2 separate regions of the Homo sapiens genome follow, and region 1 is linked to region 2. The links are chromatin loops, found by intact Hi-C in ENCODE. Cell type or tissue: breast epithelium. All regions are shown on one strand. Links, peaks and the distances in the headings refer to the core of each region. The heading gives the core; the rest is flanking DNA. Region 1 overlaps SDC1 (syndecan 1). Region 2 overlaps LOC107985807 (a long non-coding RNA gene).

Evidence for each region. Peaks named below come from ENCODE experiments on the same cell type or tissue, not always from the same donor. Only the 100,000 strongest peaks of a DNase experiment are listed, where the experiment ranks them.
Region 1: it touches region 2 in a loop (10-fold over the local background); 47 of 110 quality-filtered maps call a loop at or near these places.

What each region holds. Positions count from the first base shown.
Region 1 is chr2:20,213,375-20,221,374 of GRCh38, reverse strand. All of the region lies in intron 1 of SDC1 (syndecan 1), which reads left to right. It overlaps LOC124905978 (a long non-coding RNA gene), which reads right to left. Exons shown (of 2, transcript XR_007086241.1): 2 at 7,548-8,000. Among named protein-coding and RNA genes, the nearest start is that of SDC1, 7.8 kb to the left of the region's middle. RefSeq lists enhancers at 5,385-6,009, 6,010-6,633, 7,699-7,788 and a silencer at 6,933-7,227. In breast epithelium, for the core only: no CTCF peak of the experiment used is centred there; a DNase peak (open chromatin) is centred at 3,584; H3K4me3 peaks cover 304 bases; H3K27ac peaks cover 7,177 bases.
Region 2 is chr2:20,123,426-20,135,644 of GRCh38, reverse strand. LOC107985807 (a long non-coding RNA gene) reads right to left here. Exons shown (of 3, transcript XR_001739185.2): 3 at 9,595-9,847. Among named protein-coding and RNA genes, the nearest start is that of LAPTM4A-DT, 77 kb to the right of the region's middle. In breast epithelium, for the core only: no CTCF peak of the experiment used is centred there; no DNase peak of the experiment used is centred there; H3K27ac peaks cover 804 bases.

The DNA of each region.
Region 1 (8,000 bases), core at 1-8,000, 86 kb before region 2:
TTCTCCTTTTTCCAGAGAGCAGCCAGAAGTGACATTTATGTGCCTGAGTGTAGCCAGCAGCTTTTCTGATCAGTTCTAATTTGTTACTTTTCTCCAGTGGCACTAAGAAACTAATCAGATGAGTTAGGCTTATTTCCAAGCTGAGAGTTTTAGGCTCTGGGTAAGGGCCTTGCCTGTGAGTGAGACTGATGATCTGTGATATGTGGATTTTGTACCCTTCATGAACTTCAGCTGGGACCTGTTGCAGTCTCCCCTCTACCTCCCTGCACCCCACCTAGAGTAACAAAGAGGTGCTGCCAAGGTGAGGCCTTTAGGGGCCTCTCTCAGTGGAGAAAAATGAGTCATCTCTTGGGGGAAGTGCTTGCTGACCCCCATGTTCCAAGTTCCTCGACCTGGTTTGACTTGTAAGTGACTTGCTGGTCACAGGTAGCTGGACTGACCAGCTGAGGGCCATTATTCTTTAGCCTTGACTGTTACTCTCAGCTTCGGTCATGCCCCCAACTCTTCACCACATGTTTGATTTGGATTTTAGTTCCTGTTTCTATATAATGTGCATCCATACTGTGTGACAGGCCAGAAATGGCTTTGGATTAAGTAGAGCCCCAGGACTGAGTCTCAACTCTGCCACTAATTTACTCCATAATCTGGGGTGAGTCACTTTCCTTCCAAGTCTTGTTGTCCTCATCTGTAAAGCGGACATCATGATACCTGTTCTCCCTGTCCTCATTCTGTCATTTGCGTATTCATTTCATAATGGATATGTGAAAGTACTTTGTGATGAAACCGCCTGAGGAAAGTTAGCTGTCGATATAATTAAGGTTACCTTTTTTTGAGTGCCTACTGTTGAGTGCTCAGTACTTTTCTTTCATTCTTATTTGAACTTTACCCAAAACCTTTACAATATATATCATTGCCCCACTTTGTGGATGAGGAAGCTGAGGCCTAGGGTGGCGGGCCCCTCCATTGGCTGAGACAGGATTTGTGTGTGTGTGTGCAGTGTGTGTGTGTGTGCGCATGTGTATGGGTATGGTGTGAATACATCGCAAGACTGTCAAGTCTCCCCTGAGAAGCCTGGCATTTGGGGGCTGGCTGAACCCTGCAAGGCTCTACTGGGCATTTGCTGGTCCGTCCTGAAGACCATGGATATGAGCGTTTTGGGCTGAGGGGGCTGGGCCAGGCTGAGCTGGCCTGAACAGTGCCATCAGGCAAACAACACTGGGTTGGGTTCAACTGATGGCCCCTCAGGGACAGGCGAGAGCTCCTCACAGGAAGTAAATTGGGACCTGAGAGAGCAGGGTGGGAACCATGTGGACTGGGTGTGGAGGGGCCTGTTTGGATGGCGCCCTCAGGCCAGACCCCAGGTGGTGCCCAGCTTGCACCATCTTTTACCTTGGGCGCTGGGGAAACATTCTTGGAATTAGCAGATTCTTTTGTAAGCCTGGGAGGCGGGCAGCATGGCGCGGGTGGTGGCCAGAACCCAGGACTCCTGGCTCTGGTGCCACAGTCACCTCCTGGTCCCCTCCAACACCAGGTCCTGCTGGGGGTGGGGACAGCCCATGAGGAACTGGTCATTAGGCGATTGCCGGGCTTCAACTGTTGCCCGATTGCCTTCTTTTCACCAACCAGTTTTGGAATCTTGGGTTGAAAGGGCCCCTGAGGCCCTGAGAGATTCAGGGAGTTTGTGGAAAGAGGGCTTTGGTGCTGGGATCCTGTACCCTGTCACTTCTCTCTCAGCTGTTCCAGCAGAGGTTGGGTTTTGGATGGGAGCATGTATTCTGGAACCTTCCACTGAATGGGACATGCGTGCCCTGACAGGCTCCAGGGGAAGGCTGATGTGTGTATGCCCCTCACCACAAGGAGGTATGTTTGGGGTGCAGGTTGTAGAGGTGAGGCCGCAGAGGCAAGACCCTGGGCTTGGGGCTACTTCAGCAACTGTCTTATCCAGCTGCAGGTGGTCATGGGGCCCACGCCATCGCTTCCCCTGGAAGAGTGAGCTTTACCTGTGATGTTACTGCTTTTGCCCGCCCTCAGGAAGCTTTCATTTAGGTGGAGAGACAGTGTGAGAAGGTCCCTGGCATTCCTGAGACAGGTGCACCGGGTCAGCTTGCCTGTGGTCAGTACTGTGGGGATCTCGGGGAGGGGTGGCCTGAGCCTCCCCTGGCAAGTGTCCTGCTTTTTGGCAGGGCCTGTAAGGGTGGGGGCAAGCTTATGGGGCAAGGGGGGTGTGCCGTGGGAAATCTTGGGTCTTGGGGCCATTGAGTCAGGAGAGCAGAACAGGCGGCGGCTGGACCTGCTCCTGCACTCAGTCACTTGCCCAGCGACCTCTCCTGCTGCGCTCGGGGCTTCCCGAGGCTGCCACTGGTTCCTCTCCCCACTGGGAGCCCCTCAAGGGTCTCTGACCTCCTGGCTTTTATGGCTTCGTGGCTGCCTAATTTTGTGTAGAGGATGGGCCTCCTCTGGCCGTCAGCCCTGGGAAAAACTCTCTGCCTAGTGATTCACCTGAGGGTTGCAGCACCATGAGATGCTGTGTGTGTGTGTGTCTGTGTGTGTGTGTGTCTGCGTGTGTATGTCTGTGTGTATATCTGTGTGTCTCCATGTGTCTGTGTGTGTGTCCATGCATCTGTGTGTCTTTGTCCATGTACGTGTGTGTGTCCCTCTATGTGTCTGTCTCTTTGTGTTTGTGTGCGTCCGTGTGTGTGTCCGTGTGTACGTGTGTCTCTGTGTGTGTGTGTGTCTGTGTGTTTATGTGTCTGTGTGTGTCTGCGTCCGTGTATATTTGTATCTGTGTGTGTCTGTGTCCGTGTATATGTGTGTCTCTGTGTGTGTGTGTCTGTGTGTGTGTGTGTCTGTGTGTGTGGTGGGGGGGTGCTTACTGCACAGGTTGCCACTGCATTTGGGCCTTGCCTGGGCACTCCTGACTTGCCTTCCCCTGTCAGGCTGCAGTCTCAGTTTTGGGGGGCCTGGTCACTACCTGGCTGCAGCTTCCTTTTCAGACACCAGCTTCCTTTCTGCCTCCCACCTCTGCTGGTGGCCTTTTCTCTTTTTCACTGTGGCTCTGACATCCATCATGGCCTTGGCCTTGGAAATCTGTGGGAGTTATTCCTACAGAGACGGGCAGTCAGGTCACCTGGCCTTCCTGGTTCAGCTGAGCCCCGACTGTTTGGCTGTGGCAGGCCATTGCCTCTCTGGGCCTCAGTTTCCTCCTCTGCCAAAGGGTCGTTCTTCCTGTCCTCAGTTCTGAGAGCCACATGGTTACAGAGAGACCTTATCCTGGGAAGGGCAGAGGTGGCACTGAAGGACTTGTTGGGGGCTCACATTTCTCTGCCAGTATTCTTTCTTGGGACTCGAAGGAGAGTTGGTTGCCCAAGGGGTCATCGGTGGGATGGGCAAGGCCAGTGGAGGGCAGGGCAGGCTGCTTGAGGGGTGGATTCGAGCTCCTTGTGGGAGCTGGAGTGGACAGAGGTGCCTGGGTGACGTTGGGCCAGGGCTGGGGCTGTATGATGTTCTCCGCACACACACCCAAGAGTCCTGGCACCTGCCCGAGGTCCGCTCAGCAGCAGGAATGAAGGCTGTGGCGGGCAGGTTGGGGCAGTGGGGAAGGCGGGCATGTTGATCAGTCCACTCATCAGCTGAGTCATGGTGCCAGGGCCACGGGTCCTCCCCTGAGACTCACCCAACCAACCTTGATCCACTGCAAGCCCTCTGGGGGCCGGCACGAGGCAGAGAGTGCAGCAAGACACAGCCGGGGCTCAGGGGCCTGGCTTTCTGTCTTGGCCCTGCCTCCTCTCTCTCGAGTGACTGTGTACAGAGGCCTCTCTTGGTCTCAGTGAACCCATCTGTGACATAGGGGGAAGGGGCTGAGAGGCAGAGGTGAGGCAATGCTTTTGGGTGTGCATGGCCTCTTGTGGCTGTGTCGTGTGACTGGTGGGTATCTGGGGGCCTGCCTGTGCTCTGCTGCCTCAAGTTCTGAGGGCTTCATGAGACCTATCTGGCTTGACCAGATCTAAAGCCCAGATCCTGGGTACCTGCTGTGTGCGTAGCCCTGTGCAGTGGTGAGAGTTCCATATCTGGTCCAGGGGATTCCTGTAAGAGAGGGTGGCTGTTACTGGAACCAGACGAGAGAGGTGGTCTCTGCAGTGACAATGAACGGGATTCGCGATTCAGCACCTGTCACGTCTCCCCACAGGAAGGGTTTTGTCCCAGAGTCCCACGATACAGCAGTATCGAACTAGGAGCCTGGGCTGTAAGGCAGGACATTTTATGGAGCTCCAAACCTGTGGGGCTGCCTTCTGGCCATGGGAAGTGTCAGGGCAGGGGGTCTCCCTGAGGGAGCTGCAAAGGCTGCCAGTCCTGCTCTAGGACCACTCGTGTGCACCATGGATCTCCAAAGGTGTTCAGGGAACTCTTCCCCACGGTGGCGTGAGCTTGAGTTCATAGTCATTTCCACGTGGGGCTGCCTGGCTCTCTCTGTGGATCTTCTGTGCTACTCAGCAGGCTGAGAGACAGAACTCTGGCGCCTGGCCTGGGATGCGTACGGTGAGGATTGCACGTCTGCCAGGGTGGGATGTGGGGAGGTTGGAGGAACTTCTGGAGGGCCGAGGAGCTCGTGGCCAACTATGGCATTTGTCATGAACTGGGTCCCAGAAAGCCCTTTAGAACTTGGGCCCTGGCCCTGCTGTTCCCATGCTACCAATACCAGTGGTGGCCGCTGATGCTCCAGGGACCTTACCTGGTTGGGGACTTGATTGTGTCAGAGTGGCATTGACTCTACCTCCAGTAGCTTCCTGTCATCCCTGCTGCCCAGGAAACTGTCCGAGGCCTTGGAAGGCCCATCTTATCTGTAGTGTTCCAGGCGAATATGATGGTCAGGTTTGGGCTTGCAGGGCCCGAGGTTGTGGGGCGTTTCAGGAGCCTCTGAGACCTTCCTAGAGGCTGGTGTCATTCCAGCTTCTCCCAGAGAAAACCGCAGGGTGCAGTGCTGCTGTGATGGTGACCATATCTCTTCCAGGATGGGGTATCGGGGAGGGTCCGGGCGGCAAGACCTCAAGGCTGGCCAGGGCCTGCGGGGCTGAGGGCCAGGCTGGGATTGTGGGCCGTGCTTGGGCTGCATGAGATCTTCAGGCCCTGCCCCCCACCTTCCTCCCTGAAAGGGACTTGGGGCCTGGGGGAAGAGCACAGGAGGAGTTTCCCTGGGGTCAGGCCTGGAAAGTCCAGGAAGCTCACCCCTGAGTCTCCTCGGGTGAATCTGCAGCAGTGACTGGTTGTCTTGGGCTCAGGGAATTGTAGAAAGGGCATAGAGCCCCCTGCCTCCCTCCCCACCTCCCGTGAATGAGGTTCATTCTTAGAGATCTTGTCTGGAGGCTGGGCATGCAGTGGGCACTCTGGCCCACCTGTCTTCCCTGTGTAAGGCAGTCACCTGAGCCTGAAGGCCTGGGCCTTCCTGCCTTTATTGAGTCCTGAGACCTTGGGGCTTCACAGCTGAGGTGGGACCGAGAACTAGCTGGCGTGGTTAGTCCCGGCTCGGGCTGGAGTGGAGAGGTGTTGTGGAGGCCAGGAGGAGCACAGGACACGGAGTCTAGCCCACCTGGATCACATCCGGACTTCATTGCTTCCTCCCTGTGTCATCGTGAGCACGATTCTTCACCTACCCCAGCCTCAGTTTCCTCATCTGTAAAATGGAGTTTCTCATATCCTGCCCCAGAGGGCTTTTGCAGAGGTTCCATGAAATACCATATGTGATATGATTGGGGCCCCTTCCTTGCCTAGAGCACAGAGAAGCAAGTCTAGGGGAGCACTGAGGCTGACCTGTGGGAAGGGGTGCAGTCTGACCCAGCCTGAGCGTGGAGTCACTCTGTGTGAATGGCCTGCTGGTCTGACCCCAGTGCTGCTGACGTTAACAGGGCCTGCAAACATGGCTTTTGCCCTTCTCAGAAACATGAGCCTTCACTAGCAGGCTAGACTTTGCTCTCTTCCACCCGAGCCTCTGCCAGGGGCTGCCTCCTGACCTGAGAAGGTACGGGCTGGGTTGCCTCCTGACCTGAGAAGGTATGGGCTGGGCTGGCAGATGGGAGAGGAGGCCAGGCAAAGCCAGACATTGGGGCACCCTGGCAGGGGCTCAGGCCTGCTGGGCAGGACCCCTAGCAATGGGGCACGGTGGCCTGTCCCCAGAACTTCAGACTGATGGCTGTCCTGGAGAAGGAGCTGGGTTTTCTATGGATGCCGACAAAGCTGGGCCAGACTGCAGGGTGCCACCAGTGGAAATGATGGCTGTTGTCTTCCTGAGAGTGAGAGAGCCCTGTGGGCTTCACTGTGATGGGTGGTTCATGGCATGACTGCCAGAGCAAGACTGCTGGCTTCAGTGGCTGTGTGCCTTGGGACAGATGACATAGCTCCTTTGCCTCAATTTTCTCATCTGTAAAATGTGCATGGTACTAGAACCTAAGGTGACTGTGAAGATCAAACTAATTAATTCAGAGAAAGTGCTTGGAAAAAACTGATTGCCAGCTCCTCTGGCCCAGAGGACTCAATAAACATTAGCTATGATCACTTTTTCTCCCTAGAGCCTAATTCAGTTGTTTCTATTCTTCAAGTAATCTCCAGTCCAGATCAGAGGCTTAGACTCTTCTTCCACCACACCCCCTGCCCACCAACTCCCCTGGTAGTCCCTGAGCTCTGGGCAAGGCATGTGGCTACTTCCCTTTCCTAGGGTCATGCTGAGCTTTTCAGACTGGAGCTGTGTCCACAGTCTCCCTTTCAGCCATCTCAACACCCACCGTGTGCAGAGGCTGAGAGGGCTAGGAGCTCTGTGCTGGGGGTTGGAGGCTGTGCAGATCTGCCAGCCCATCAGAGGGAGGGCAAGCCACTTGACCTGGGGCCCTGCCAGTAATCTGGAGGATCCACCTGGCTTCCCAGGTGGCTTCTCCCTCTTCAGAGAGAGCCGTCACAGAAAATTCTGTCTCCCATCCCCCAAACCAGAAGGGACCAGCCCCACCCTCCCCTGGGACTCCTTCAGGGACACTCTGCCTTCCCGTGTCTCTGGGCTTCTCAGCAGCCTCAGTGCTTACTCAATCTGAATTGTTCTTTATCTGAGAGGCAGGTTCCCAGGCTAGCCCATTGTTCTGTACGTGGGAGGAGAAACCGTGTACATCTGTGACTCCAGGAAGAGCAAAGAGAATTTCTTCCTCCTTTCCTGGGTATGGCATTGTTGGCATCCACATTTTGACAAAGGTTAAAAACTTTGCCCTTGACATCTTCCAGCCTCTCTGTTGTAATCCTGTTCCCTCTCCCAGAGCTCCCACCTACCCGCAGTGGCCTAGTTCCAGAGTTAGCCCCTCCCCACCTGGAAGTGATTTATGCTGTAGTGTGAGTGCTGGTACCCTTTAGCCTTCCCAGAGGACTTGTTTTCAAAGGGATATTGTGCAATGACAGGGACACTGATAGGAGAGATTTTGGTAATAAAGTTGGAGCTTGTTCCCCTCCCCCACCTTCACACACAGCTGGAGCCCTGGCCGGCTGCAGGTGTGTCAAAAGTGCAGTTTCTGCCTCTGTGAAACTTGAGGACACTTTATTTAGCAAGTACAAGGGGGAGGATGTCCCTAGAAGTCCATCTGGCAGAGGTGCCCCGGTCCCCAGGTCCGGTGGCTACCCATTCCAGGGGACCTGGTGGGGACTGACAGGGCTGGGCTTCTCAGTAAGGGCCGACTGGGGAAATCTTGGCTGAGATTCTGACCTTGGTGGGCTCTTTAGGGCAGACAGGGCTGGGGGAGGGACAGTGCTTTGGAGGCTTGGCTGCCCCCTCTGTCCCCATAGGGTGCCAGTTGCCCCACGGTCACCTTGATTTAGGATATCTCTGGCATCCTGCCTAAGCCATGACTCCCCTTGGGAAGCTGAGGGTGATGATACCAAGTCAGTGTGATCGAGTGTCCTTGTGGGTCCCTAAGTGGGGGGTGTTTGGCGAGTCTTGGGAGACAGATCCCTTGTTTGGCTCTCGGAGCAGAACT
Region 2 (12,219 bases), core at 1-8,000:
CCTGGCCAACATGGTGAAACCCTGTCTCTACCAAAAAATACAAAAATTAGCCAGTCATGGTGGCACGCACCTGTAATCCCACCTACTTGGGGGAGCTGAAGCATGAGAATCACTTGAACCTCGGAGGCAGAGGTTGCAGTGAGCCGAGATCGAGTGACCCTGTCTCAAAAAAAAAAAAAAAAAAAAAAAAGGCCTTTCTTCTGAACTGCCCCAGAGCCTCCATCAGATGCTCCAGATGTCACTGTCCTCCACCTGTGGTCGCTTGGTTAGGATTTGCGTGAGGCTTTCTAGGCCCTAAGGACTCAGGTAGTGAAGAGAAGTGCAGCAGGTGAGACGGGCTATGAAGATCCGAGGCTCACCTGGTCCTGGTTCCTGGTGATGAGGAGTGGATGATTTAATGCAGGGTAGGTAGGGCTGCAGGCACATGGATTATTCAAGGTGGTCTTGGAGCCATGGCCCCAGGGTGGGAGCTGGCATCCAGGCAGGACTTATGGATGGGAGAGGGGCTCAGCCCCATCCACTGCACCCTAAACCCAGCCTGGCACCGGGGTCCTCACGCAGCCTGGTGCCCTTCAGTCCTGTTTTTCTGGCAGCTGCCTCAGGCTTGAGAATAAACTCCACCCAGTTGCTTCCACTCGATCCTCCCCACAGCAAATATCTGGCCCCCCCTGCATCTTTTGCACGCAATTCCCAAACTGGAGAATTTTCCATATTTTGAGTCTGTCCCAATCAAGGTAGAAGCCAGAACTCACTCCCCACCCTCCTCAGGGGGCAGTCATTATGACCAATGTCCCTACGTGAGACTCGTAGGGGGTCCTCTATAGAGAATGGGGTGGCGGAGGTCTCTGGCCCTTCAGGGCAACGGTGGCAGAGTTCTGGGGTCACACTGGAGCAGAGCTTTCTGGGGTCGGGGGGCAGCCTCTGCTGTGAGTCTTAGGTATTATTCTTAGCTCCGTGGCATCCAAGTCTGACTCTTTGGTCTCCTGGAGATCCCATGAGCTTCAAAATGCCTTTCAATAACTTGCTTTTCTGTGAAAACTAGCTGGAGTGAAGCCCTACCACTCTTAGAAAAACTCACCAGGCAGAAAGGATGGGAAAAGCAATCCTAGCAAAGAGTGGCAGTTCTTAACCCTTTAAGCCAGCTGGGCACTTATAAACGTGCCCACACCCAGCATCCTGCTTGCTTTGGGCATAACCCACATCTGAGTCGTTAGGGTGGCTTTAAATTCTGCAATGTTATGGGATTACACTTTTCTGTAATATTTGCATGAATTGGCTTGGGTCCCTATCACACATGAGGTGAAGATCCCAAGATGTTTTCCCTTCCCATGTCTTCAGGGGGTCTAGGGGACAGTGAGTTTTATTCAGGTCTCTTCTCTCTTCTTTGCTGTGCTTCTGCTTGTTCTCTTCTTGCTCTCTGTACAGTGTCGCCCTCCACCAGACACACCCGAGGTCCTTTATTCCCTAAAGGACACCAATGAAAGGCTGAGTGTTGAAATCTGGGAGCCAGAAAGTGGGGTGAGTGATACCACAAAACAGCACAGCAGACCATCTCTTTTTTCTTTTAAGATTTTATTGTAGGATATATCACACACAGAAAAGTGCATGAAACATAAATGTACACTTTAGCAAATCGTTATAAAGTAAAGACCTATATAACAGTCACCCAACTGAAGAAATAGGCTATTGCCAGCGCTCCAGGACCCTCCCATGTGCCCCACTGTAAACAGTCTTTACAGTGACATGTTTCATACATTCAGAAGAGTGTATAAAACAGATACAACTGAATGAATCTTCCAAAAAGGAACACCGTGTGCCCATTAAATATGGTATTACTAATATCTAAGAAGTCTTTTTTTTTTTTTTCAATGGAGTGTCACTCTGTCACCCAGGCTGGAGTGCAGTGTTGCGATCTTGGCTCACTGCACCCTCTACCTCCCGGGTTCAAGCGATCCTCACACCTTAGCCTCCTGAGTAGCTAGGATTATAGGTGTGTGCCACCACGTCTGGCTAATTTTTTTTCTAACAGTTTACAAAAGTCCTTTCTGGGGACATCACTGGACAAGACCATGAGTGAGCCTAGGGAAACACAGGCTCCCTATAACTAAGGCATCGGGCAGGGCTGTGATGTGAGCCAGATACCGGACACCTGGCAAGAGGAGGGAGCTGTTTGGTGTTTTTTCCTTCTAAGCTCACTATGGCCCACATCCAGTTCTCAGGAGCAGGGCAGATCACACTGAGGTGGGGGTGGCAGCAGGCAAGGAGGGGTGGGCACAGACTGCACAGCACATGGTCAAGACAAGGCAAGGGCAAATCAAAACTGGGGCCAGGCTCACCGGAGCCTCCTGTCCTCAGGTTGGAAAGACTGTCCGGTGGCAGTGACGCTGCGACAGCCCTCGATGTACCTCTTGCTGGCATTGTGCCACCCCCTCGGGGACCAGCTGCCCTCCCTGTCTTGTGCAGTGCTGTCCTCCTGCACTACCCTCCTACGGACTGCTCCTTGCCTCCTCTCCATGCTGGCTGTGCCGTTTCCTATGTCCTGTGTCTTCCCTTCTGTTAACTCTCAGTTTGGAGGAGCACATTCTCCAGTAGCTTCTTGAGAAATGTTGCATGGGAGGAAATTTTCTTGCAATATCGCACGACTAAAAGTGTCTTTAGCCTCATACATAATTAGTATTTGGCTGGATAGAGGAGTCGGCTTGGAGAGCGTGTCCCTCCAGCATTTTGGGTTTGCCTTTGCTGTCTTCTTGTGTCCCAGCGCTGCTGATGAGTTATCAGAATCATTCCGAGTCCTCATCTTTTGCATGTCACCTGTTTTCTGCCCCATCTGAAAGCTTGTGGAATTCCATTGTCCCCAGCTGCCTGAAATTTCACAAAGATATGCTTGGCATGGGCCTGTTTTCATCCCTTGCCTGGCTCTTTTTTCTCTGTAATTTCTGTTATTTCCATATTAGATCTCCTGGGCTAAGCCTCCAATATTTTAAATCTTCTCTCCTACTTTCCATCTCTTGTTTTTTTTTTTTTTCTTCCTGATTTCTAGGAGATTTCTTCAACTTTATCTTGCATACCCTCTGATGTGGTTTGGGTCTGTGTCTCTGCCCAAATCTCATGTTGAATTGTAATCTCCAATGTTGGAGGTGGGGCCTGGTGGGAGGTGACTAGATTATGGGGGTGGATTTCTCCTGAATGGTTTAGCACCATCCTCTTGGTGCTGTCCTCATGACAGTGAGTGAGTTCTCCTGAGACCTTGTTGTTTAAAAGTGTGTGGCACCTCCCCCTTCTCGCTCTTGCTCCTGCTCTGGCCATATGACATGGCTGCTCCCACTTCACCTTTCTCCATGATTGGAAGCTTCCTGAGGCCTCCCCGGAAGCAGATCCTGGAGCTCTGCTTCCTGTACAGCCTGCAGAACCATGAGCCAATTAAACCTCTTTTCTTATAAATTCCCCAGTCTCAGGTATTTCTTTATAGCAATGTGAGGATGACATAATACACCTTCTACTGTGGCTGCCATGTTTTTCATTTCCAAGAGTGTTTTACTTTTATTCTCAGCATATTCACTTTTCCTGTCTTCTAGGGTGGGGCTTGCCAACCTTTGACTTCATGGGGGAGTGGTCTGGATGTGTCGTTTGTCAGAGATCCCCCCATATCAGGATTTAGTCTTCCTTTTGAGTTGCCCAGACTATTTAGAGAAGATTGTTCTAACTCCTGCTTTGAGAGGAAGGCTGCCTTGTGTTTTGGGTGTTTAGAGTCAGAGTCCGGGGTGGGGTCTCCATAGGCATATGACCCAGAATCTTCCTGCCTTCTGGGCAGTAACCACTCACAGTAATTTTCCAGTGGGGAAGGGGAGGGGACAGGAGGGTTTCCAGGCATCTGACTGCTTCTTAAACAACTTTCAACCCATCCTTATTTCAACTTCCTTCTTTACCCAGCTTAGAGAGGTTCCCTCTAGAGTCAGTTCCTGAGACTTCTAAGCATCCTGCTTGTAAATGGTTTTGATTCTAAACTCTCCCCACTGCTGGCCTAGGAACTGGCTTTCTCCATCTGCGTCGGAGAATGCTCATCTGCCAGCTTCCCATGTTTTGCTCCTGTTTTCTCCTCTTCTGTTTCCCTCATTTTTGTGGTTTTATGTCTTCCTTTTAAAGTTCTCTATTATTGTTCTAGTGAGATTTGGGGAAAAATGCAATTAGATGTGTGTTTAGGCTGCCACTTTAACTTGAAAACCTCAAATATTCCTCTTCTGAAAGTCCCCCAGCCACTTCCTGAGAGTAGGAATTTCACGCCAGCCCTCTCTTCTCAAATGCCAGCTTCCCTCCGTGTGGCTTGGATGCCTCAAACTCAACACCCTCATCGCCTTCATTTCTGTCTTCCTCACAGAGGCCCCGCAGCTCCGTGTGAGGCCTGCACACAGGAGAGACAAAGAGACATGAACTGGGAGACTCCAGAGGAGGTGTCTGTGCTGGGAAGAGAGACGACAGGGCCTGGGGCTGCTGCCTAGCTGGGGAAGAGCTGGGCCCCAGGTGAGGGCTTCTGGGCCCTGGCTCCGATCTGACCCAGGCAGACTCACAGACAATATCAATGTCCTGTGGTTTATGCCAGGATACAGAAAGTACGGGATAGAGCAGGAGCCCAGAGGAGGTGTGACTCACCCAGCTGGGAGACTTCGGGGAGAGCAGGGAAAGGTAAAGTGTCCTGGACTAAACTGGGCCTTGAAGAATGAGAAGCTCTTGGCCAGGTGGAGAAAGTGAGGAAAGGGGTGTTTCAGGCAGGCAGTCCACTGACCTATGTATGGTACCTCTGCAAATTAGACAAAGGTGTCCCCTCTGGGTAAATGTAGACAGTGACAGAGAGGCCTGCATGTGCGAAAGCTTGGTGTGCTCTGTGGCAGGCAGGAGAATGACCCTCGAAGAAGTACAAGCCCTAATCTCTAGACCCCGAGAATCGGCCTGTGGATGTGATGAAGGACCTCGAGATGGAGCGCATATCCTGGATTATCTGCGCAGGTCCTGGGTAATCACCAGGGCCCTTCTAAGAGGGAGGCGGAGAGAGAGGTCAGTGTCAGAGAGAGATGTGACGATGGGAGAAGAGGTCAGAAAGAGATTGGAAGATGCTACTCAGTGGCTTTGCAGATGCAGGGAGGGGGCATGAACCAAGGAATCGGGAGGCTTTTTGAAGCTGGGAAAGGCAAGGCAATGGATTCTTTCTTGGAACCTCCAGAAGGAATGCAGCCCTGCTGGCACCTTGACTTTCATCCTTTAAGACCCATGTCTGGACTCCTGACCTCCAGAACTGTAATATAATACATCTGCGTTGTTTCGAACCTGTAAGTCTGTGGTAGTTTGCTGCAGCAACAACAGGAATTAATACTCAGGCCCTGGTGCTTTCAGGGAAGGGCTGTGGCCAATGTGCCTGGGGCCTGGGGTGGGAGAGGTGGAGTGGGGACAGATGAGGCTGGACAGATAGGCAGGGGATACACAGGGCCTTCCAAGTCACAGCAAAGAATTTGCCCTAGCCAAGGCAGTCCAAGTGAGACAGGAGGAAGAGGGGAGCAGTATTTTGGGGGGATCCGTGCTGTGGAAGATGGTCTGGTGGGAAGTGGCTGGGGCACACTGACATTGGGGAGCTGCTGTAGGTGCAGCAGAAGGTGACATGGCCTGGACCCAGCTAGTGGCAATGCGGGAAGGCATAGCCTGCCTGAGAGCTGAAACACAGCAGAGGGCAAATTCCTCTTCTCCCCTGCCCTTGTTTTTTTTCTTCCTGCCTCACCCAGCTATGGTGCCAAAGGCTCCAAAGGGCCACCTGAGATAAGGTAATGATTTTGGAGGAAGAGTAAATTCTGGGGAATGTTCCCAACGGCTCAACTGGGAAAGGACAATTGACTTCCTATGTGTGCACAGCTATTCATGCACACTCACACCAACGACACACACACACACACACACACACACACACACATGAGGGGTTCTAGCATGCCCGTGGCCTTTCTCCTCATTGGCCTTCTCCCTCGCGGGGCCAGGGAGAGGCTGCTCACCCTTGGCAGTCCCAGGAGCCCGAGGTGCGGCCCAGGGGGCATGTCTGATGTCAGGCCTCCAACAGTGACTCCCTTTTGGGGCCAACAGGTGAGGGAGACAGGAGGCGGGAGTCAGAGGACTGAACCCTGAGTGGGGAGGCACAGGGCACACTGCCAACCGACTCTTCAATCACACCTGTGATCACAGCAGAGGCGAAACTCTGGTCACTTCATCAGAAAGATCAAGATTGCAAACCACAGCACCTGGTGTGTGCACACCCTGCACCCTTCACTCAATCTCCAGCCACTCTGAACCACCTGTAGCTCTCTGAATGCCACCCGTTTCACCTGTCTCTTTCTCTGTCTGGGCATCTTCTCTCCCTTCTGGTCTGCCTGGTTATCTCCTCCTGATTGTTCAGGTCTCACATCAATAAATTCCTTTTCCGCGGGGACTGGCTGGGACTGGCTGAGGTTCAGTGCATGGACCCTGGAGCTAGTCAGCCCTGCAATGAGTGCAGCCCTGCTGCCCACCAGCTGTGTGGGGCAGTCAGGGCTCCTCCCTGGGCAAGAGACAAAAAACCCAACCCACACTGGCTTAAGCAAAAACAGTATGTATTGGCTTATGAACCTGAACAACCCCAGGATGGACTTCAGGCAAGGGTTTATCCAGGACTCAAACGAAGAAACCTGGGCCAGGTTTCCTACCCTCCATTTTTCAGCCCCATTTCCCTGGTGCGAGCTCCATTCTCAGATACACTCTGTCCAAAGCCCCAGGCCACATGCTCCCCTGTCCAATTTTATATTCAAATTTAAATTTATCTAAAACTTAAATATGAATAAACTATGTAAATCTGTAATATATATTTTATATACAATATGACATACATATTAAATAAATTTAAATTTATATAAATAGTAAATATTTTAATTTATTAAATTTATATTTATATTTAAAAGATGAGGAAAATAAAAGCATTTTAAAATGAAGTATTGTCTTCCTCCTTTTCTGCTGGCCTGGGTCTTTACACCATGGCAGAGGTCACTGCTGGTAGATGAGAGAAAGCTTTCTAAAGCTGAGACATGTGTTTTTGAGAACTAAATGTTAGATGGAGGGCAGTTAAAAATTAAAATATACCTTTGGCCAGGCGCAGTAGCTCATGCATATAATCGCAGCACCTTGGGAAGCTGAGGGGGTGTGGATCATTTGAGGCCAGGAGTTTGAAACCAGCCTGGGCAACATAGTGAAACCCCATCTCTTCAAAGATAAAAAATAATTAAAAATGTTTAAAAATAAAAAAAATTAAATGCACCTTTTCTAGACCCACTTCTATTCTAATAATTCTGCTTATATGCATTTATCCTATAAATATATGTCACTTGTTCAAAATAATTTATGCACAAGATTATTTATTGTAGAATTATTTGTATTAGTAGTGGATAGTTAGAAAAAGCATAAATATTCATTAATAGGCAATTGGTTAAACAAAGTACAGGACATTCCTATAATGGAACACTGTGATACTATAAAGTCATAGTATCATTAACCAAGAATGAAATCTCTGTCTGTTTTTTTTTTTTTTTTTGGAAACAGAGTCTTTCTCTGTCATACAGGCTGCAGTGCAGTGGCATGATCTTAGCATCTTAGCTCACTGCAACCTCTGCCTCCCAGGTTCAAGCAATTCTTGTGCCTCAGCCTCCCGAGTAGCTGGGACTATAGGCATGCACCACCATGCTCGGCTAATTTTTTTTTTTTTTGTATTTTAATAGAGACAGGGTTTCATGGTGTTACCCATGCTGGCCTCAAACCCCTAATCTCAGACAATTCACCCGCCTTGGCCTCCCAAAGTGCTAGGATTGCAGGCATGAGCCACCATGCCCGACCTAAGAATGAAATATCTCTATAGTGACATGGAATGAGCTCCATGATATATTAAATGAAAAAATAGGCCAGGTGTGGTGGCTCACGCCTGTAATCCAAGCACTTTGGGAGGCTGAGGCGGGTGGATCATGAGGTCAGGAGATAGAGACCATCCTGGCTAACATGGTGAAACCCCGTCTCTACTAAAAATGCAAAAAATTAGCTGGGCGTGGTGGCGGGCGCCTGTAGTCCCAGCTACTTGGGAGGCTGAGGCAGGAGAATGGCGTGAACCCGGGAGGTGGAGTTTGCAGTGAGCTGAGATCATGCCACTGCACTCCAGCCTGGGCAACAGAGCGAGACTCCGTCTCAAAAAAATAAAATAAAATAAAAAATTAAATAAATAAATAAATGAAAAAATACAGAATATTATATAACCATTTATGTAAAATGTGTGTGTGCATGTATGTGTGTGTGCATAAGACAAACTTGTATTATGCAAACTTGTATTATGCGTAAAATATCATATGTCTGGAAGGCAGAAATTTTGGAAAAGGGCATGCTCCTCTGGGAATGCTCATAGGGTGCCCATTAACACCATCAGAATTTTGTATAATTTGTCTATATTTACCTATTAGAAAATAATAATTTTCTTAAAAAGTACCTCAAAATAATGAAAACATGAATAAATGAATAATGAATAAATGAAGTGCTTAGACCAGAGTCTGGCCTAGAATGATCACTAAGGAATGTTGCCTGTCGCCCCCTCCCAGGGCTGCCTTGGCACTCTCTGTGCCCTCATCACATTGCATACACACCTCCATCCCAGCAATTATATCACTGTGTCATCACTGCCAAGTTCCACATCTGTCCAACTGGACCAAATATGACTGTACTTCAGGGGCATTATTTTTGAGCTTTATGTCCTCTGCCCCTAACATAGACCCTGGCATGGAGTAGGTTGTTGAGTGAATGAAGGACGGAATACATTTACTAATGAATGTATTAGAGGGAAAAATGAGGCTTTAGCCTCTGCTCTCTAGAAGCTCATGGCCCAGTAGTGGGACAAGAGTCACACAGGAAACATTTCAGTGACTACAGGCTGCATATGACAATGGCCCTGTGACCCTGGGGATCTGGGCGAAACAGAAGGGAACGCTCCCCAGAGCAGAGAAGAAGTGATTACAATTGGAAGGGTGGGTTGAAGCCTGCCAGCAGATGGGAGTCAGGGCAGCAGCAGGACCACACCTGGTATGGTGGGAAACACAGGGGAACCTGAACTTGACCACAAGGCAAAGCTATGCTCAGTTGACCCGCTATTATAACACAGGCTTCAATCTCAGGGCCATGCAAGGACACCTGAAAGACACCTGAGCCTAACGAGCTGCTGCTTGGAGTCAGCACTCAGAGATGGAGCTGGGTAGCCAGTCAGCCCCTCTGCCTTCGTCTCCAGCCCTGCGGGAACTGGGTTTTTGTGTCTTCTGGAATCTCAGGACTAGGATCAGACAGGAAGTATACACCCTTCCTGTATTTGTCCTAAAAACTGGCCTGACTGCTTGGAATGGTTATTAACTTGATTATTAACTTGGTCATTAACCAAGACCTGACCTAACAGTGTCAATTCTTGGGGGCTGGAAGGTGGCACAAGGCTCAGGAATGCCAGCCAGACTCACCATCAGTGAGATTGCTTTTGTTATTTATCATTGTATCACAAACCACTCCAAAGCTCAGTGGCTTTAAAACCACCACAATTTTATTGGCTCTCTCATGGTTCCATGGGTTGTCTGGGATCAGCGGGTGGATCTTCTGCTGGTCTTGCTTAGAAGTCTCTCATGCAGGTGCATTCAGATAAAGCTTGAGGCTGGAGTCAGCTGGAAGCTCAACTAAAATGCTGGATCAGTGGACCTCTCCTCCTCTCCATGTGGCCTCCCCATGTGGCCTCTTCAGCAGGGTGGCCAGAAATCTTTCATGGTGACTCAGGGCTCTCCAAGTGAAAGAAAGAAGAAGTATTAATAGAAACTCCCATTTCACTTTTTTGTTTGTTTTTGGTTTTTAGAGACAGGGTCTCACTCTGTCATCCAGGCTGGAGTGTAGTGGCATGATTATGGCTCGTTGCCACCTTGAACTCGTGGGCTCAAGTGATCCTCCCACCTCAGCCTTCAGAGTAGCTAGGACCACAGGTATGTACCACTACACCTGGCTAATTTTTAAATTTTTTGTAGAGATGGGGGTCGCACTATGTTGCCCAGGCTGATCTCAAATTCCTGGCCTCGAGCACTCCTTCTACCACAGCCTCCCAAAGTGCTGGGATTACAGCCATGAGCCACCACACCCAGCCTGCCATTCCTCTTAAAGGCTAAACCTGAAGCTGGCATGGTATCACTTCCACCGCATTCTGTTGGATAGTGTGTGTCAGAGGCCAGCCTAGGTTCAGTGTGGGAGGGGACTACATCAGGGCATGAATGCCAGGAGTGTGCTTCACTGGGGCTCATCGCTGGAGGCCAGCTGTCAAGCATGGCAGAGTGTTAGAGGCGCAGCTGAGGCAGCAAGGAGAGAAGTGATTGGTCAGTGATAGATCCAGGTCTCATGGTCCTCTCCACTCGGCTAAGGAGGTCCTGGGGCTGGTCTTGGCTCAGGTCTTCCTAGCACAGCAGGAGTCAAGCCCAGGCGGATCTGCTTATATATCACACTTTTTCACCCCCACCTCTCTGTACACCGTGCCTGTGCTCAGGGCTTTGGCCCCACTGTTCTCTGAATGGATGCCCCTTGACTGGCCACTTTAGCACACAGAGTTAAAGAAGCCCTCAGCGTGGCAGTGGTGGCCTGGCTGTTGCAAGGGAAACTCCAGTCTACTATACAGAATTGCCTCCTGGGCTGTTCCACTTGCTCCTCCCTAAAGCACCTCAACATCAGTACATCCAGAGCTAATCCCCCACCTCCCGCCCTGACACTCTCCAGAGGAGACTTCATCCAGGAGCTCCAAGGCCATTTGTCCTTCCTGAATAGATGGCTCAAAGACAGCCCCTGTTATAGTAGAGCAGAAAAATCAAGTTTAATATCTGGAAGTGCCCTTTCCCTAGAGTGAAATGCAGGCAGTAACCATGCCTGACTCAATATTATTTCTTGATAAGTAAACTGGATAAATTATGTGGAAGCATGAAAAAGTGTGGAGTGCTATAACCAGGGGAAGGACTATTATTTAAAGCAGGGACATTTGACCTCCGTTGATTAGTACTCATTACCCACTTCTGACAACAGAGCCCTTTCCCTTAAGAAACCCATTCCATGTGGTTTGGATGGGGCTAGCCTACTGAGAAGTTGGTACACGGCCTTAGGCCTAACCAGTCAAAGACTCCATATCTCCGACTATATGGATTGGTTCAGAAGTGGGCATGTGACCTCAGACTAGGCCAATCAGAGTCCTCAAGACTTTTCTGCTGGAGCTCTCAGGAAACACACTTTCTGTCACTTGAATTGCTAAGGTCAATCTGGCCTCCCATCTAGTAAGAACCCACTTGGGAAATATGTGTGTGTGTGTGTGTACCTGAACTATATATACTACATGATGTGGTGATTTGAGCAGGCTCTTATATATATATATATGAGAGGTAGAAACCTGTTGACATTATTCTAGCCTCTGGATCCAGCATTGCCTGAATCAGACCAACCCTGACATTTCAGTTCCATGAACCAATGTGTTATCTTTTTTGTAGCCTGAGGAGCCTAACTAATTGTCTTAAAAAATCTGGGCTAGTCATGGTGGCTCATGCCTGTAATCCCAGCACTTTGGAAGGCCCAGGCAGGAGGATCGCTTGAGCCCAGAAGTTCAAGAACAGCATAGTGAGACCCTATCTCCACAAAAACCTAAAAAGTTAGCCAGGTGTGGTGGTGCATGTCTTTAGTCCCAGCTACTCGGGAGGCTGAGGTAGGAGAATTGCTTGAGCCTTGAGCCAGGAGTTCGAGGTTGCAGTGAGCCATGATTGTGCAACTGCATTCCAGCCTGAGTAACAAAGTGAGACCCTATCTCTAAAAAATAAAATAAAATAAGAATAATAAAAAATCTCTTTTCTCTTCATTTTCACTATTCTACAACTCTTCAAAACTCAGCTTAGGCTGGGTGCAGCAATGGTTCATGCCTATAATCTCAGCACTTTGGGAGATCGAGGTGGGAGGATCACTGGAGTTCAGGAGTGGGCAACATAGCAAGACCTTTTCTGTACTAAAATTAAAAACAATTGGCTGTACATGGTGGCGTGTGCCTGTAGTCCCAGGTACTTGGAGGCTGAGGTGGGAGGATTGCTTGAGCCCAGAAGATTGAGGCTGCGGTGAACTATGATCGTACCACTGTCCTCCAGC